Linked DNA regions of Homo sapiens: region 2 is linked to region 1. Evidence: chromatin contacts called from ENCODE Hi-C or POLR2A ChIA-PET data. All regions are on one chromosome and are shown on one strand. Each heading gives the region's core, a stretch centred on a gene start or an enhancer-like site at or near the end of the contact. The rest is flanking DNA. Distances are from core to core; before and after follow the strand shown. Region 1 holds the start of KLHL7-DT (KLHL7 divergent transcript). Region 2 overlaps IGF2BP3 (insulin like growth factor 2 mRNA binding protein 3).

What was found. Hi-C counts contacts between places; a loop is a spot of excess contacts on that map. ChIA-PET counts read pairs that join two places held with the same protein, here RNA polymerase II (POLR2A). Pooled maps may share reads with other maps.
Region 2: a pooled map shows a loop between it and region 1 (3-fold over the local background). The contact joins the enhancer-like site here to the promoter of KLHL7-DT in region 1. A Hi-C loop is called at or near these places in 8 of 50 pooled maps. POLR2A ChIA-PET finds 5 or more read pairs at or near these places in 3 of 52 experiments (H1, OCI-LY7 and WTC11).

What each region holds. Positions count from the first base shown.
Region 1 is chr7:23,103,616-23,107,129 of GRCh38, forward strand. It overlaps KLHL7-DT (KLHL7 divergent transcript), which reads right to left and starts at 2,088. Exons shown (of 3, transcript NR_046220.1): 1 at 1,944-2,088; 2 at 635-702. KLHL7 (kelch like family member 7) reads left to right here and starts at 2,170. Exons shown (of 11, transcript NM_001031710.3): 1 at 2,170-2,531. The coding sequence starts at 2,412. RefSeq lists enhancers at 1,358-2,344, 1,967-2,156, 2,277-2,556, 2,345-3,331, 3,037-3,116.
Region 2 is chr7:23,366,645-23,370,161 of GRCh38, forward strand. The region is part of intron 3 of IGF2BP3 (insulin like growth factor 2 mRNA binding protein 3); the gene reads right to left. Among named protein-coding and RNA genes, the nearest start is that of SNORD65C, 28 kb to the right of the region's middle. Within about 2 kb of position 1,832, at least 3 of the 41 ENCODE cell types and tissues checked have a DNase peak (open chromatin) inside an H3K27ac peak, as active enhancers do; they include OCI-LY7, where a contact is called at or near this core.

The sequences.
Region 1 (3,514 bases), core at 838-3,337:
AACTTGCAACTTGCAAAGGCTTAGATGATCATTAGCAACTTTTTGGCAACAAAGCACTTTTTAAGGTATGTGCATTGCTTTTGCAGACATAATATTATTGCACACTTAATAGACCACAGTATAGTGTAAACATAACTTGCATATGTTTTGGGAAACCAAAAAATTTGTGTGATTCACTTTACTGCGATATTTACTTTATGTGGTGGTCTGGAACAGAACCCAAAATATCTCTGAAGTATGTGTGTATTATTAACTCAGTAAAGTAATTTTAAGTGTCTTGTGCTGGCACCCCTCTAAGCATTTTTATAAACCTTACGCCAGTTCCATGTAGTAGGTTCTACTTTCACAGATAAGGAGACTGAGGCATAACAGAAGTTAATCAATTTGCCCAAAGTTGCACAACTAGAAAGTTGAGATGTTTGACTTTGCATCCAGGCAAAGTCTCATGCTTAATCCCTGTACTATATAATCTCTGTGGCCTCTTTGAGCTCTGAATCCTATGGCTCTTCCATGAACTTTGATGTTTTATATTCAGCAATATGTAAAAAGACTGTTCTAACATCAAGGACTAAGGATGCTGTTCCTCGTTTCTTTTTTGCCTTATTACAGGACAGCATTCTTTTTCATCACTTACATTTCTGCCTTTGAATCACGGATCCTTCATCTCCCAAGGCCTTAGAGTTAGAAGACAGATTTCTACTTCTTTTCAATTAAAAAAAAAAGAAAAAAATTTATTCCGTTTTTCTTCAGTGTCCTGGGTCATTTAATAAAGTGAATGAAAAATTTTCTCATTTATAATTTTATTAACAATAAATTATTCCTATTGCCAGGGTTCACCTGAAATCCCCAAATCAACTAGTTAAAATAGAGGCACATCTGAGAACCTCTAGATTAATAGAAGAAAGATAAAGAGTACAGAGACATAAGTATCTTACTCTTTTGTAAAAATTGAGGCGTATATATAGCTTGCTCTTTCATCTGGATTATGCTATATGGTTTGTCCTCAACAAGAAAAGTATACTGTGGGCCAGGCCTGGCCGCTCATTCCTGTAATCCCAGCACTTTGGGAGGCCTAGGCGGGAGGATTGCATAACACCAGGAGTTCGAGACAAGCCTGGGCAACATAGTGTGACCTCTTCACCACCACCACCACCACCACCACCACCACCAAAAAAATTTAAAAATTAAAACTTAGCCCAGAGTGGTGTTGCACGCCTGTAGTTTCAGCTACTTGGGAGGCTGAGATGGGAGGATTGCTTGAGCCCAGGAGTGCTGAGGCTTCAGTGAGCTATGATTAGCCACTGCACCGCACCCCCAGCCTGGGCGACAGGGCCGAGACCCTGCCTCCAAAAAAAAAAAAAAAAGCCTCAATGGTGTAAATTATTTTACATAAAATGTCTCTGTATAGTCCTATATAGACCGAGGAGGAAAACCAATGAGATATAAAGTTTTCATAATGTTAAATAATGTACAATTTCAAATAATCCTGTATATTACTATACAGTAGAAAGAATATGGTTACAAAAAACATTTCCATGAGGGCTGTGATTGAGTTCCGTGTTCCCGTAAAACACTTAGAGAAGCCTAACTGAAGATTTCTAGAACCGACTGACAACTGATTTCAGTTGTAAACACACAGTAAGCCAGCCTAGTTAGGCAGACATTCATTGCACGCCAAGGAGACACCAACGGGACTGTGTGCTCTTGCGTTATGAATCCCACGAAAATAAATCTTGTGCTCCGTGTAACATGACTTTAACTTGCAGTAATATCCTTTCATCATTTAATATTTATTGAGCGCCTACCATACACCAGGCTCAGATACTGCACTGAACACCGACCCTGTCCCATGAAGCCTTACACTGATGGGAGACACCTTTGCATGTTCCACAACCCAATTATCAAAAAAAAAAAAAAAAAAAAGATAATCACGTAACCGAAACCTGGAAATCTGCCTTGGGCACACAAAAGAGCAGGCGCGACCTCGGACCAGCTCCGAGGCAAAATTCACTCAGCGCGGGACAGCGACAGGGAATCCGGCCGCACCTGTGCCTGCAGTCTCATTGCTCGGAACGGCGCGCCACTGTGACGTGTCAGGCCCCGCCCCTGACTCTCCTCATAGTGCCCCCGCCTCCTTGCGCGAAGTGCGCAGGCTCCTGGGCAGGGCTCGGGTTCTGCCCGGGGACGCAGCCCAGTTGGTAGCGTCGCTCCCTGAGCGTTTCTAAGGGGGCCGCCCGGCCTTGTCTTTCGGCAGTGGCCGAGCCACCGCCGCCTGCCGCGCGTTCCAGAGCTGGGCGCTGCAGCTGCACTGCCGATCGCCGTGTTTGGTCGATAGAATCCCCAGTGTGCCCAGAGAGTGCGACCCCTCGCCCGGCCCGGCGAGCCCCGGGCGTGAACCGAGCTGAGGGAGGATGGCAGCCTCTGGGGTGGAGAAGAGCAGCAAGAAGAAGACCGAGAAGAAACTTGCTGCTCGGGAAGAAGCTAAATTGTTGGCGGGTTTCATGGGCGTCATGAATAACATGCGGAAACAGGTACCGCCTCTGTGGGAGTGACGGACGACGGTGGGAGGTGGTCCGGGGCTCGGGCCCCTGGTTCCCGGGGTGGAACCCCGCGCCCTGTGGATCGCGCCCCTCTTTCTCTGTCCTCGCCCCTCCTTCCGTTTTCGCAGGCGAGCGATTCCGCAGTTGGTAGAGGGGCGCGTAAAACAATTCTCGAGCAAAAGTGCTTCTCGTCTGCCGAGGATGTAGCTCCCAAGTCAGACTCCTGGGGGACTCCTCAGGCTGGCTTTCGCCGTCGGGTATCGGTTGTGTAACAGCTCTGCCCTAGTTATCTCTTTGTGGGGCGAGGATCCTTCCATTGGCGAGCCGTTTTAAGGTGCCGTGAGATCTTGTGTGAAGAAACCCGTTGGCATAGCCCAAACCGAAGCCCCCAAAGGGAGGAGAGTTGCTGGCCTGACATCAGCTGCTCTTAAATAAGGATCCCCGCCCCCTCCTGTGTTCCCCGGTGGAGCTAGTTGAAGAGGAGTCCTCCTGTTCGTGCTAATTTAGAGCAGAAGCAGCCATCGATAAATACCATGCCATCTTCTAAGGGCACTGTGCGCCTCTGTTATTAAGAGGAGCTCTTTGTTCTGTCCTTGGTGTGTGGTGCATTCGTGAAATTCTGCAGCACATCGGCGAAAGGTGGGTTATGAAAAGAACGGATTTTAACGCTGGCGAAGGTGAAACAAAGAGGCTTTTTTTTTTTTTAATTCCATAACATCTACACCGATAAGCATAGAAAGTCACTTTTTCCTTTCTGTAAGCTTTATTTATAGATAATACACATCTAAGTAGATTTGTGGGAATGTTTGGGTTTTGTTGACTGGGATCCTGTTTCAAGGGGACAAAGCAGGATGTGAGTTATGTGTAACTGCAAAACCTAGTTTGCTTTGTCTGGTGGTTCTGCTGGGAATATGGGCAACAGTAGAGGAATTTAAGATTTTTATGAAGATATTAACTTCTGGTTTCTATAAGCA
Region 2 (3,517 bases), core at 582-3,081, 260 kb after region 1:
AAAAATTTAACAACACAACTTAGGAGATTTTACATAGCCCCATAGATGGATTTCAGTGGATCTTTGATGTCTTACTCAAAGTTTCATGTACAAGGCTTGGAAGTAATGACAACAGAATAGGGAAAGGGCTGTCAATAGCCTAATAAGATTCCCAAATCTCAAAAGGATTTCCAACCCCCAAATGACTTGAACTGTACTATAGTAATCCCATCAATCTTAAGGCAGGCCATTATTTGAATATGCTCTTTTATATCAAGGCCTATCAAATGGTATCATGCCACTCCAGCCCACTGAACTCTCAAAGAATAAATACAACTTACACTTGGTAAGTTCTCACATTTTGCTTTTTTTTTTTTTTTTTTTTTAAAGACAGAGTCTTACTGGAGTGCAGTGACATGATCTTGGCTCACTGCAACCTCCGCCTCCCAGGCTCAAGCCATTCTTGTGCCTCAGCTTCCTGAGTAGCTGGGATTACATGCATGTGCCACCACGCCTGGCTACTTTTTGTATTATAGTAGAGACAAAGTTTTGCCATGTTGGCCAGGCTAGTCCCGAATTCCTGAGCTCAAGTGATCTGCCTGCCTCAGCCTTCCCAAATGCTGGGATTATAAGTGTGAGCCACAGTGTCCGGCCGCATTTTGCTTAATTCTGCATTAAACAGGAAGATAAGACAGTGTTCCTGTTACCTGTCACATAAGCTACTTATGCACCTGTTTTTGTCTCCTAGATTCTTGTCCCCTCTCAGTACTGCTAATCATTCTATGTCAGCCACAAATACTTCTTTTAAACAGTCTTAAAGGCCAAAAAAAAAACCACGAAAAAAAACAAAAAGCTTTCCACTCTATATTTCCAACACTTTCACAAGTTCCCATACCTAAATAAAATCTTAAACCAGAAAGGAAACATTTCTCTATGCTTAGGTAAGTTTAAATTCCAACGACAGGGGAGGGAGGAAGGGGTATAAATGCAAAGTAAAGCCTCATAGAAAATGTCTTTCTAGAATTCCCCCGTTATGTATTTAGGACGTGAAACCCTCAAATGTTCAGCCTTTTTAAAAAAAAAAAGTTCATCCACGGCTGGGCGCGGTGGCTCACGCCTGTAATCCCAGCACTTTGGGTGGCCGAGGTGGGTGGATCACTTGAGGTCAGGAGTTTGAGACCAGCCGGGCCAACATGGTGAAACCCCATCTCTACTAAATATACAAAAATTAGCTGGACATGGTGGCACGCACCTGTAGTCCCAGCTACTCGGGAGGCTGAGGCAGAAGAATCCTTGAACCCGGGAGGCAGAGGTTGCAGTGAGCTGAGATTGCACCACTGCACTCCAGCCTGGGCAACAGATAGAGACTCCATCTATTTAAAAACAAAAAAAAACAAAAAAACAAAGTTCATTCAAATGTATAAACAGTACAGAAAGAATCACATGAAAAATGCAAAGATTATCACTTCCTGAATGTAATGGTACAAAATTAAGATCACTCATAATAGTCTGAAGTAGAAACAACCCGAATGAATGCTTACTGACTGATGAATGGAAACAAAATGTGGTATATTTGTACAATGGAATATTATTCAACCATAAAAGGGAGGTACTTATACATGCTGCAACAGACAGACCTTGAAAGTATTATGGTTACCTTGTTAGTATAGCGAAGACAGAAAGAGAGAAAGAGAGAGAGAAAGAAAAGAAAGAAAGAAAAAAAGAAAGAAAGAAAGAAAGAAAGAAAGAAAGAAAGAAAGAAAAGAAGGCATTATGCTAAATGAAAACAGTCACAAAAAACTACTTATTATATGATTTTTGTTTGTATGAAATGTCCAGAATAGGGAACTCTACGATAGACAGAAAGTAGATTAGTGGTTTCTATGGGCTGAGGAAAGTGAAAGTGGAGGGTGACAGTTAAATGTTTCTTTTTGAGGTGATGAAGGTGTCCTAAAAATGTGGTGATGGTTGCACGTATCTATTAACATACTAGGCCGGGCGCGGTGGCTCACACCTGTAATCCCAGCACTTTGGAAGGCCAAAGCGGGCGGATCACCTGAGGTCAGGAGTTTGAGACCAGCCTGACCAACATGGAGAAACCTCGCACCTACTAAAAATACAAAATTAGCCGGGCGTGGTCGCGCTTGCCTGTAATCCCAGCTACTCGGGACGCTGAGGCAGGAGAATCACTTGAACCCAGGAGGCAGAGGTTGTGGTGAGCTGAGATGGCGCCATTGCACTCCAGCCTGGGCCACGAGAGCAAAACTTTGTCTCAAAAAAAAAAGAAAAAAAAACTTAAAAAAAAATAATTGTACACTTTAAATGGTGAATTGCATAGTATGTGAATTATATCTCAATAAAGCTGTTAAAAAAATACTAAAAGCAACTTTACCAGGTAATGGCCTAGTTTTGCCTTTTAAACTCTGAAGTATTATTGATCACTTCTTGGCCTTTTGGCCAAGCATCATCCACAGAACCGGCCTAGTCTGGTTCAGCTTTGTGTGACAAAATGGTGATTTGTTCTTCAGTTGCCATGGATCCCCAGGTTGCAAGTTCTGTAACCTGAGCCTGTCCAGATGAACCACGCATGCAACCACAAGCAGAACCTAAGTGCCTGGACCGAGACAGGACCAAATTAAGAAGTGGACACCACATGACATGATCCATGATCCAATCAGATTGAGCCCTGGTGTCACCTCCTGGTATGATCCAGTCAGATCACACCTCCTGGCATCACATCATTGTAAGATTCAATCAGATCATACCTCATTACCCTCTGTCTATAAAATATGTCCCAGCCCCCAGCTGGGGGAGACAGATTTGAACCTGACTGTCTCCTTGCTTGACAGTCTTACCACGAACTTTTCTCTTTACAAAAGAACCTATGCTTTGGTGTTTGCTTTCCATTGCACATGGACAAACAGAACCAGTTTGGTTCAGTAACAGTATCATTGAAATACAGAATAAACTGCAAGAAATTTGATTCACTTTGACATTATGTATACACTCACTAAACTATCACCATCATGACAAGTTTCTTCATGCTTCTCTTCAATCTAGTAGCCTAGTTTATTGACACATATAGAGATCACTGCAATAAAGACAGTTTAAAAAACTGTCTTTGACCTGCAACGTGATCAGATTTTCTCAGCCACATACCAGATATATCCCCACCTCCCTCACAAAACTGGCTGTATTTTAGTTGATACCACTATGGGCGTGAGGTAGATAATTTATGTTCTGCAGATAAGCCTTCTGCTGACTGCTTATTCTGCATACCCACTGCTCAAGTCCCATCACTCCTGGGCTATCTGAACCAAGTCTGATTAGCATGCTTGCCTGTAGCCTAACACTCCATGACTATATCCTCCTGCCAGCAGTTACTACCCTTCTGTGGTTTCAAATTGCCAGTATAACTTGTCCAAACTTCAACATGGCATAAGAGGTTGTCAGTTACCTGGTACTACTTCTCTCTTCCATATATCCAACATACTTCCCACACCTATGCTCTAGTCACGCCCTCAAAACTGGGTAAAGT